Regions from separate parts of the Homo sapiens genome. Here region 2 is linked to region 1. A link is a contact called in ENCODE Hi-C or POLR2A ChIA-PET data. All regions are on one chromosome and are shown on one strand. Each heading gives the region's core, a stretch centred on a gene start or an enhancer-like site at or near the end of the contact. The rest is flanking DNA. Distances are from core to core; before and after follow the strand shown. Region 1 has its middle 14 kb from the start of AOAH. Region 2 has its middle 60 kb from the start of NME8.

Region 1 (6,444 bases), core at 1-2,500:
AGATGAAGTGGCTAAACACATGGCAACGCTGAGAACTGACCTGTACTGCAGAGGACAGTGACTATTTTCCTGCATGGGCAGGAGGGATCAAGCCCTCAGCTGCCCCAAATGCACAATGTAAGCTCAGATCAGTTTATTACTGGATTCTTTGAAGTTCCTGCATGAGGGCTAAAGGTCTCTCTTTCTGATATTCCATGTTATTGTACCAGGAGTTAGGGAACAAACAGAATAGGGGGACAAGGGAGAAGATCATAAAATTGCTTTACGTGGTGCTCAGCCCAGAGCAAGAGCTCAAAATGTTGAATCCAAATCCACATCCAAACAGCTGCCAAATGCTTTCCATGGAAGGGTTGGGTGATGGGAGGAAGTTGGAGTGGGGATGAATATCCTTTTATAGATTTGGGAAAATAGCCACCATAAATATATGCCTAAATGACCTTTTGTTAAGATAATATAGACTTTTAGAGAAAAAGAAAGGTCCAGGAGCACAATTAAAAAATAAAATTAAAGAAAAATACTAATCCGAATCTAAAACATGATAGGTCATATCATCCTATTGCTTATGACCTGTCAAAGCTCCCCCTTGCCCTCCAGATACAGAGCAAATTACTCAGAAGGATTCACAGAGCTGTTCAACATCTGGAACCTGCTCTTCTCTCTGGGCATGTTTCTAGTCATTCACATGTGCCCTATGTACGGTCACACTGAGTTACCTGGGATGCTCCCAGACAGGCCCAAATGTTCATGCCTCAGTGCCTTTGCATGAGTTTTCACCTGGATGGGACTTCCTTCTCCTTATCTTCCAGGACAATGCCTCCTTTTCCTTAAGGCTTCCTCTTCTTAGAAGCCTTCCCTGTCCCTTGCCAAGCACAAGTGTTTGCTCTGTCTGTACCACTCCCCAGGCACTTCATCATTAGGGTGGTCATCTGATTACTCTATTGGCTGTGGGTTCCTGGAAAGCAGGTTATCGAGCACCATCACTGTAGAATATGTAGCTGATTCATGGCAGATACTCAAATGTTCATGGGGGGATAAGTGAGCAAAACAGAGAAAAATGAGGCAATGTTAGATATTATGCCAGTACAGTTAAATAGATGGGGATTTTTTTAATGTTCTCAGGAGGATTATGTAAAGGAAGTGCATTAAAGACAGCAAATTTGGGTCTCAGAACTAAAACCTGATGCAAATGCCGAGGAATCAGGTCAGCAAAGGATGCACTGAGGGCAGAGCATCAAGTTAGGATTTGAGATGCAGTCCCGAAACTGGGCAGAGAGAAAACAGGAAATGAGAGTGTTATGTTGTCAGGCTGTAAAGTCTGAAGTCTTGCAATTTCCTCCTCTTCTGCTACAATTTTTATAATAAGATGACAAAGTTCATTTCCCTAAAGACTGCAGGCCTGACCCAGGCCAGAGGAGTGGAGAAGCGCAGCACTGCTGTCACCTAACTGAGCTCAGACCCTCAAGCCAGAGCTGCTCTGAAGAGCAGCGGGGAAGGGGGCAGCCAGACGGATGTTCGCCTGCCAGAGAGAGAAGACACAGAGGGTCCTTGGTCTCTGCGCCTGCAGCAGCAGGTCCTCCTTCAACAGCTCAGAGATGCCCAAACTGCTCTTAGCTGGAACGAATTACTTCTTGCCAGGCTTGAAATTCGTTTCAGGTGGGAGGAGAACATTGCCGTAAGTGGAGATTGCAGAGTTGGCAAAATGAAGTGAGGCTGTAGGACTGGGACCTGGTACCTGGTACGTTAAGGGACTGAAGCCTAGAGGGTCAGTCTGAATTGGCCTTCATTTTTATTTTCCACCCATGCCCCAAAGAGTGCTTTTAAAAGTGACTCTACCATGGCACACGTTTACCTATGTAACAAACCTTCATGTCCTGCACGTGTATCCCGGAACTTAAAATAAAATAAAATAAAATTTTAATTAAAAAATTAGGAAATATCATTATTTTAAAGAGATGTTACCGGTCCAAATAAATAGAAATGTAAATATGAAGTCAATTGCTAATTGTGCAGATACAATGTTGTTTTCTTTTCCTTTTTTTTTTTTTCTTTGAGACGGAGTTCTGCTTTTGTCGCCCAGGCTAGAGTGCAATGGCGCAATCTTGGCTCACTGCAACCTCTGCCTCTCGGGTTCAAGCAATTCTCCTGCCTCAGCCTCCCGAGTAGCTGGGATTACAGGCACCCGCCCCCATGCCTGGCTAATTTTTGTATTTTTAGTAGAGACGGGGTTTCACCACATTGGCCAAGGCTGGTCTCGAACTCCTGACCTCAGGTGATCCACCCACTTCGGCCTCCCAAAGTGCTGGGATTACAGATGTGAGCCACTGTGCCTGGCCCCAAACTTGTTTTCATTATTTGTCTGTAGTCTCTGGGAAAGGATTGAAGTAAGGCAGTTTTCCATGGAAGGTGTGTAAGTTGGTCACCAGTCAATATTTCTAAAATGTATAGTTTTTAAAAGTAACTACATTTGTGAATTTCATGGGACCAAAAGTTCTGTCTTGTTTGTAACATTCAAGACAAGAAATGAACTCAATATCTTTAATGGAAGCAAAAATAAATAAATCTCTGTTCCCTTAAAAAAAGAAAATAAAAGTGACTCTACCATTTTGCATTCCCTTTTATTATATAAAGTTTCGAGTACTTTTTTGTGTCCAGGTCTCCCAGTTGACACTACTTGAAGCAGAAGAATTGCTCAGTTGAGACAATCAACAAAAAAGAGAATAAAATGGTCATTGTTCTAAGCCTGTAACTGTTGGGGTCATTTGTATGTAACAGTAGATAATCAGAACAGGGTGTGAGATTGGAGGTTGGTGTATTGTCAGCCAGTTGAGTTGGCCTCATGCAGATTGTTAAGGGCTTTGGCAGACCTGCGTTATTTCTTCGGTGCTTGTGCTTTGGGGAGTACTAGGGTTCTTCAATTTGGATCACATCAGTCCAAAAGCAGTAGACTTTTCTAGTGATCAGAATAATTGCTGCATGTCACAAAAGAACATGAACCCAGACTCAGAAAAGAAACACAGGAAACCTTCAACAACAAGGATCTTCACATTGGGGCAAAGGTTACATTTTTTGGCTCGCACTTTCTAAGTCTCCTAATAATACTGATATCACTTGTTTTGGGGTGTGTGTTGTTACTGTGATGGGGCAGGGAAAGGAAAGTGAGGGCAGGTAGGTGAAGTTATCTATCTGGGGCTTCTTGAACATATCACAACTGGGGTGGGGACTGAGGTTGTAGAATCTTGTCAACATTTACTCTTTGGATCGGGGTTTGGGATAACCTATTAACTACCCTCAACCATGAGGCTGATAGAATCTTCCCAGAGCTGGCAAGTGAGACATCTATGTTGATTCCACCCGTACCGCCAGGAGTCAAGGAAGGGGCCAGGACTCCTGAATCAGGTTAGAAGCAGGTAACACAGTCAGAACAGTACAGAAAATGAGGACAAGGGGCTTGAAATGACTTGGCCAGGGTCAAAGCCCAGAATGAAAGCCCGGTTACTAATTTCAAAGCCAGAATCCTTTCTGTTGTTTCTTTCCACATTCCTTCAAATGCCCTGATTTCCCATATCCTGCTTTCAAGAGACCATTATGATGTTAGTCATTCACATTTTAATTGAATAAATGTTTTGCAGGAGGATGTAAATTTTTTTAAAAAGATTGTTGTTGAATAGGACACATAGGCCAAAATACAATCCAGATAAAATAACTTTGCTCTAATATATCTACATAATTATTTAATTCCATAATAAAAATCATTTATGTTATCTGTTTGGCTAAAACATGTCTCCTCTCTTCAACTTCCATATATGTAGGCAGCAATTCACAGGGCAAGGATGTTGCCACGGGGCAAAGATCCAGGTGAAGGTGGTTTCAGCTTCCACATTCCTTAGACAGGTCCGAATTTGGCTGAGACTTTGAGGCCAACTCAGACATTCCCAGGTGAGTTGCTCCAGGTTGATGGGAATGTGAGCTCCCTTTAAGTATATCAAATCTTGTATTCCAGGGCTTCTCCCAGAAAATGCGGTCCTCCCAGGTCCTCATCTAATTTATCCCAGAGAAAGAAAATATGTCAGCTATCCACAGCTAGAGAGGTCTGAAATTAGGGACTAATCCATCTCAGGCCTTTGTGCTTGGGGTAAGCCCTGGTGCCATGAGCCCTCTGCACTGCCTGCTGGCTCAGTGTCTAGGCCTGACCCTTCAGCCCCCTGCCAATCTCTCCTGGTCCTTGCCTGATCTGATTCCCACCCAGTACTCTTACACACCAGGTCCCTGCCTCCAATGACCTCTTGCCCCTTCCTAAGGAGCTAGAATGGCCTCAGTCCCCCATCCCACAGATGGCTGTGGAAATCTCACTGGGGAGGGGCACTAATCTCTCAAACCACATCCCACTGTGCACCTGACTTTGCATGTTACCCGTTGCCTGCATCTCAGGTATGCCCTACCAGCTGGACTGGGCCTTCGGGGTTATTGATATCTGCCTGAAATAAATTCTCACTCTGTGCCTTTAGACTCTGAACGCTAGACCAAATATCCTCCCCTGTAAGGGCCAATCTCAATAGCAGGGTTGAGTCCATCTCAACATCGTCCATCTTGGTTTTGCAATCATTTCCATCCTCACTGGTCTGCAAGGCTGGAGTCCAGTTGGCTTTGCAGCTGAGGCCATCTAAGTTAGAATGTACCCAGCTCGAAGTCACTCTAGGATAGAACCAGAGTTTTGAATCATTCCAATGCCTTTTCCTGTCTCCTGGAAAAAAATGCAAATGCTTGTGATGCCTGTATTAATACCTAAAAAATTAGCTGGTGCCTTGGGTATGACCTAGAGTCACTAGTACCTGTTCCACCTGCCCAGTTTGCTCTGACCCAGAGCGACTCTGCCTTCAGACCTCATCCCTGGGTCTTCTCCTGGAACCAGACTCTTGCAGGCCATTTGCTAGACCATCCGCTCCCCTGGCATTCACTGCTTTGCTGGAATACACTCAGAAGTGGTTTAGCTCCTCCAGAACGACCACCTTCTCACTGCCCTGTCCAGTGCCTCTGCTCTCGCAGAGTTCAAGCCAAAAGACAATGGGATCATCTAGCCAGGTGTTTCCTGTAACATGGCTCATATGAAGTTGTCTCTCCGCAAACCTAGCAGGTAAAGCAACCAGCCAGCACCTTGCTTCAAAAACCCTGATGAGCGTTCCCCCTTGGAGGGGTCAGAAAACCTCATGGCTACAGGTCATGATATAAAAAGTCTTAATTTCAGATTCAGAAGCTTTCCTTCCACTCTTTGATTGAGAAATTGCTCAGACTCTAAAACAGACCTATTTAAAGGCTATTGTTTGGTGGGCTGCCTCAAGGTGCGCATGTAGAACTGATTCAGGGGCTTACACAGGCCACACCAAGAACAAGACAGTAAGTGCATGGCACCCACGAATAATGTGCTTGAATTCCACCATGCAGGAAAATAGTTCATTCTCAATCAACAGAAACAGAAACCTTTCATCCTGTCACTGTCAGCTCTGAAACTTAGGTCTTTTATGTCCATGGAGTCATAGGTCTTAAATTATATGATATGGATGGAAATAATCTGGTAGTGGCCTTTCCTCTCCATTTTCTCTCATACGTGAATTTTTAACATAAATATAAGGAAATAGTGCATTGATAAAAGTAAAAATGTTTCAGTGACCTGTTACAACAATTATAAATGAAATTGTTAGAATTTTCTGTTCAATGCCAATATGTGGCTTTTACACAAAATCATACATATTTCTTTTTTTCTTTTTTCTTTTCTTTTTTTTTTTTTTTTTGAGACAGAGTCTTGCCCTGTCACCCAGGCTGGAGTACAGTGGCACGATCTTGGCTCACTGCAACCTCTGCCTCTTGGTTCAAGCAATTCTCCTGCCTCAGCCTCCCTAGTAGCTGGGATTACAGGCATGAGCCACCATGCCTGGCGAATTTTTATATTTTTAGTAGACATGAGGTTTCGCCATATTGGCCAGACTGGTCTCGAACTCCTGACCTCAGATGATCCACCAGCCTTAGCCTCCCAAAGTGCTGGAATTACAGGCATGGGCCACTGCGCTCAGCCATATTTCTTATTAATGGTAAAAGAAATTATAAAGTCAGCCTATATTAAGCGGATCCACAGTCTTCATAGGGTTCTAGAAAACTCTTCATTAATTAATTCATTCAATACTTGTCTATTAATCAGCTACTATTGATCACCTACAGTCAAGCACTGTTGTAGACATGGAGATTAAGAAAATTTGTAAAGATTTCTGCCCTCACTGTTGACTTGTGCCATATGGCAAATTAGTTTATTTCAATATGGTTAAATTGCTTTGCTTTTTGTTATTATTCACCCACACGATCAGAGCTGGCACCGATATGCAAAGCCCTTTGTTGGGAAACTCACAAACCTACTATTCCTGTAAAGTAGGAAGCTGCTTTTCTTTGTGTTACAGT
Region 2 (6,000 bases), core at 137-2,636, 1.0 Mb after region 1:
CAGGAGCAGAGATTGCCCAGCAATGGCCATTTCAAATGGCACTTCCATGGAAAAGGAGAAGTGAGCAAGTTGGTGGCATCTCCAGCAGCATTTGCTTTGGACTTGCCTCAGCCGAGGACAGATTGACTTTGTCTTCTGAAAATGAAATTAGGCTAATCATTTATGTTAATGTTTTAATTTAACAGTTTAGAGGGGGAAAATAATTATGTTTAAAGAATTTTAATTCTCTAGGATTTAAAAATAAACTTCTACTTAAAGGTTAAGTTCCAACTCAAAAATAAGATTCCAGATAGCAAAAAGAAGGTGGAAAATGAAGCCATAGATAGTTAATGTGTCTGCCAGAGACTATCTCAAATTCCTTGCCATGTGTACATCATGGGGCAGTGGAAATAAAGACTTGGAACACAAACCCTGGTTTTCATCTTTATCTTCTCCCTAAGTAGCCCTGTGGCCTTGTGGTAAATTCCTAAACTCCGAATTGGGGTGGCTTCATCTCTTAAATAAGAGAATTATATTATTCTGGAGTAAATTATTTCTGAGCTCTCGTATTAAGGAATTGTTAGTTTTCTTTAAAATCTTGGCACTACCCAAGAAAAAAGTGCTGAATTCTGAGTATAGTAAGAAAATATATGAAACACCTGCATTCTTCTAGCTGTGTTGCAAATGCAATATGTACAGATTTTAGTACTTTGAAATCGTAATATCATCAATGTGAACAATTAAAGTTTGTGTTGGTCATAGTTCCAAATTGTAGCTGATTTTTATTTTTATACTCCACTCTTGGTCACATCTAACTTATTTCTTAGTTTGTCCTTTGTTAGACAAGCAATCCCTAAATATAGCACGGTTTCTATGGGAACATACATTCTCCTGAAGATTCCAGGAACACGTTTTATCTGAAAAATAAGGAACTGTCAGATAATACGTCCAAATTCAGGACTATAACCCAGGTTTTATATTTTTGAATTAATTTCATTTAAGTAGAGTTGTTTAAAATTAGTTGAAAAATTGGTTTCATGTGAAATTTTCCAGCTGAGTTGAATTGGTACATATTTGATTTTGATAATAAGAATTAAAATCTTATCTTTTATTGAGAGCTTTTTTTGAAATAATTAAGCATATGGCTCCATAACATTTGGATTCTGTTGTTTTACATCTCTGTGGCCACAAGCACTGTTGGATGATTGTGGAGCAGATGGCACAGGTGGGGACAATACTTACTCTTTTCCAAAGCAAATGAGAACTTTATCAGTTGTTACCTAAACGTAGGCCATAACGCACTTGCATTATGCATTTTTGTCCTTTTGAATTCCTGTAGCTGAGCAATAATATGATTTGGTGCTGAGTTTTCCTGTAACTGCTAGTTCCTTCCATCTTTAGGGTGTAGTCACCCAATACTTCCTCAAAAGTATGCCTTGATGTCTTAGCACAGCTACAGATGACTGTGAAGTTAGGGCAGAAAGTGAGAAGGTTGACATATGAAAATTAAAAACTTTTGAGGAAAACAACCCTCATTGTTGAAGTTACATCACCAGAGGATTGGACTTCAAAGAAAACCATATGTCCAAATGGCAGTTGATGAGAGAAGGGACCTTTGAAAATGGAAAATTATAGTTATAAATATTGGACGCTTACTGCTGAGAATACAAAAGTCTCACAGGAAGTCATGCCACAGGTCGTTTTCATTCTGAATGTGAAACATTTGGGGCAATACATAAAAGTACAATGAGAAACAGCATTGAAAAATACCTTTTAAGTGTTTCATTTTAATAAGAAATATTTCTGAAAATAAGACATTGAGAGTGAAAATGAAGCATTTACTTATGAGAATATTCTCGAATGTGTTTCACCACTAACTGTAGAGATAAACATTCCTTTGTGGCTGGGATGGCTCATCTGGGCTCTTCATTTTCACTGTTCCTCCTTGTGAGCCTTCAGTCTAAAGCTATTCTCTCGCTTCCTCATTTTTCACATGGTTTTAAAGACTGTTGAGGTTAGCGAAGTCTTGGTTCCAGTAAACTGCTCTCATTGCCTGCCCTGATCATGATTAGCAAATGACTATGGTAAATTATATCCTTATAAAAGATAATATTAGGAGTAATATTCCCCTGAAATACTATGAAAAATATCACACGGTGTACATCCACTGTGATATTAGGAGTAAATTCCCCCTAGGATATTATGAATAATATCACAGGGTATAATATCACACCCACTGTGATATTAGGAGCAATATCCCCATAAGATATTCCAAATAATGTCACAGGATGTACACAACAGGTGTACATCCACTATGATATTAGGAGTAATATCCCCATAAGATATTACAAATAATGTCACATGGTGTACAAACCGAGTGTACACCCACTGGAATATTAGGAGTAATATTCCCCTAATATATTACGAATAATGACACAGGGTGTACAACATTGGTGATATTAGGAGTAATATCTCACTAAGATATTACAAATAATATCACAAGGTGTACACCCACTGTGATATTAGGAGTAATAAGCAACTAATACATTACAAATAATATCACAGGGCATACACACAAGTTGTACACAAACTGTATTATTAGGAATAATATCCCCCTAAGATATTATGAATAATAACACAGGGTGTACACCCACTTTAATATTAGGAGTAACATCCTTCTAAGATATTATGAATGATTTCACAGAGTGTGCACCCACTGTGATATTAGGAGTAATATCTCCCTAAGATATTATGAATAATATTACAGGGTGTACACACCGTGAGGTATTCGTAGTAATGTCCCCCTAAGATATTACGAATAATATGACAGGGTGTACATCCACTGTGATATTAGGAAGAACATTCCCCAAAGATATTAAGAATAATATAACAGGGTGTACCTCCACTGTGATATTATAAAAAATATCTTCCTAAGATATTATGAATAATATCACCAGATATACACGCTGGTGTACATTTACTGTGATATTAGGAGTAATAGCCTTCTAAGATATTATGAATAATACCAACGGGTGTACACACCAGGTGTACACCCACTGTGATATTAGGAGTAATGTCCCTTAAGATATTAGGAATAATATCAAAAGGTATACACACACTGTGATATTAGGAGGAATATCCCCCTAAGATATTACAAATAATATCACCTGGTGTAAACCCACTGTAATATTAGGAGGAATACCCTTCTAAGATATTACGAATAACATCACCAGGTGTACACCAACTGTGATATTAGGAGGAATATACTCCCAAAATATTAGAAATAATATCACAGGGTGTACACCCGCTGTGATACCAGGAATATCCCCCTAAGGTATTACGAATAATATCACTGAGTGTACAGCCACTGTGATATTAGAAGGAATATCCCCCGAAGATATTATGAATAATATCACAGGATGTATACCCACTGTGATATTAGGAAGAATATCCTCCAAAGATATTAGGAATAATATCATAGAGTGTACACCCTCTGTGATGTTAGGAAAAATATCCCCCTAAGATATTACAAATAATATCACAGGGTGTACACCCATTGTGATATTAGGAGGAATATTTTCCTAAGATATTATGAATAATATTACAGGGTGTAAACCCATTGTGATATTAGGAGGAATATCTCCCTAAGATATTAAGAATAATATCACAGGCTGTATAGTCGTTGTGATATTAGGAGGAATATTCCTGTAAGATATTATGAGTAATATCACAAGGTGTACACACATTGTGATATTAGGAAAATATTCCCCTAAGATAATAAGAATAATATCACAGAGTGTACACCCACTGTTATATTAGAAGGAATATCCTCCTAAGATATTACAAATAATACACAGAGTGTACACTCACTGTGATATTAGGAGGAATATCCTTCTAACATATTATGAATAATATCACAGGGTGTACACCCACTCTAATATTAGGAGGAATATCCTCCTATGATATTACGAATAATATCACAGTGTGTACAACCGCTGTGATATTAGTAGAAATATCCCTTTCAGATATTACTTATAATTTCACAGATTGTACACACACTGTGATATTAGAAGAAATATCTCCCAAAATATTACAAATAATACTGCAGCATGTACACCGCAGGTGTACACACACTGTGATATTAGGAGTAATTTCCCCCTAAGATATTAGAAATAATATCACTGGGTGTACACCCACTGTGATATTAGGTGTATTATCCATCTGAGATATTATGAATAATATCACCGGCTGTACACCCAGTATGATATTAGGAGTAATATCCTTCTGAGATATTAAGAATAATATCACCGTGTGTATACACGCTTCTATATTAAAAGTAAAATCCCCCTGATATATTACAAATACTATCACTGGGTGTACACCCACTGTGATATTAGGAGCACTATCCTCCTGATATTATAAATTACTTTTAATACCACTGTACACCCACTGTGGTATTAGGAGTAATATCCCTGTAAGATATTACGAATAATATGAGCAGGTGTACATTCACTGCGATATCAGGAGAAATAGCCTCCTGATATACTACGAATAATATCACCAGGTATACATCCACTGTGATATTAGGAAAAATATCCCCCTAAGATAATACGAATAGTATCACAGGGTGTACACCCACAGTGATATTAGGAGGAATATCCCCCTAAGATATTACGAATAATATCACAGGGTGTATGTACATTCACAGTGATATTAGGAGGAATATCTTCCTAAGATATTCCGAATAATATCTCAGGGGGTACGCTCACTGTAATATTAGGAGAAATATTCCCTGAAGATGTTATGAATAATAACACAAGGTTTACACCCACTGTGGTATTATAAGGAATATCCATCTAAGATATTACAAATAATATCACCAGGTGTAAACACCAGGTGTACACCCACTGTGATATAACCGGGGGTACACCCACTGTGATGTTAAGAGTAATATCCCCTGAGATATTACTCCTAATATCACCGGGAGTATACACCCACTTTGATATTAGAAGTAATATTTTTCAAATATATTACTCCTAATATCACTGGGTGTACGCATCGGGTGAATATTCACTGTGATATTAGGAGTAATGCCACTCTAAGATATTGTGAATAATATCACTGGTTGTACACACTGGGTGGGTACAAATATCTTTCTAAGATACTACTCCTAATATCAGGGTGTACCAGTTGTACACCCACTGTGATATTAAAAGTAATATTTCCCTAAGATATTATGAATATCATCACTGAGTGTACACCCACTGTGATATTAGGATTAATAGCCCCCTAAGGCATTACAAATAATATCACCGGGTGTACACACTGGTCGTACACCTACTGAGATATTAGGAGTAATACCCCCTAAGATATTACAAATAATATCATAGGTTGTCCACACACTGTGATATTAGGAGGAATATTCCTCTAAGATATTTTGAAAACCATCATTGGGTTCCCCCCTCCAATAATATTAGGAGGAATACCTCTCTAAGATATTACAAATAATATCACCAGGTGTACACCCACTGTGATATTAGGAGGAATATTGCCCTAAGATATTACAAATAATATTGCATGGTGTACACTCACTGTGATATTGGGAAAAATATCCCACTAATACATTACGAATAATATCACAGGGTGTACACCCATTGTGATATTAAGAGGAATCCCCCCTAAGATATTACAAATAATATCACAGGGTTTACACCTATTGTGATATAAGAAATGCCTTCCTAAGATATTACTAATAATATCACAGGGTGTACACAGCGAATAATATCGCTGCGATATTAGGAGGAATATCCCCCTAAGATATTACAAATAATATCACAGGTTGTACACCCACTGTCATATTAGAAGAGATATCTCCCTAAGATATTATGAATATCACAGGATGTACACCCACTATGATATTAGGAAAAATATCCCCCTAAGACATTATGAATAATATCAGTGTGTACACCCAATGTGATATTAGGGGGAATATCCCTGAAAGATATTATGAATAATTTCACA

The links. Hi-C counts contacts between places; a loop is a spot of excess contacts on that map. ChIA-PET counts read pairs that join two places held with the same protein, here RNA polymerase II (POLR2A). Pooled maps may share reads with other maps.
Region 2: a loop to region 1 is called in a pooled map, with 3 times the contacts of the local background. The contact joins two enhancer-like sites. A Hi-C loop is called at or near these places in 1 of 37 single-sample maps with no recorded cell type and 1 of 50 pooled maps. POLR2A ChIA-PET finds 5 or more read pairs at or near these places in 1 of 52 experiments (activated naive CD4-positive, alpha-beta T cell).

What each region holds. Positions count from the first base shown.
Region 1 is chr7:36,735,646-36,742,089 of GRCh38, forward strand. No RefSeq gene overlaps it. Among named protein-coding and RNA genes, the nearest start is that of AOAH, 14 kb to the left of the region's middle. Within about 2 kb of position 1,251, at least 9 of the 41 ENCODE cell types and tissues checked have a DNase peak (open chromatin) inside an H3K27ac peak, as active enhancers do.
Region 2 is chr7:37,785,470-37,791,469 of GRCh38, forward strand. No RefSeq gene overlaps it. Among named protein-coding and RNA genes, the nearest start is that of NME8, 60 kb to the right of the region's middle. Within about 2 kb of position 1,387, at least 3 of the 41 ENCODE cell types and tissues checked have a DNase peak (open chromatin) inside an H3K27ac peak, as active enhancers do.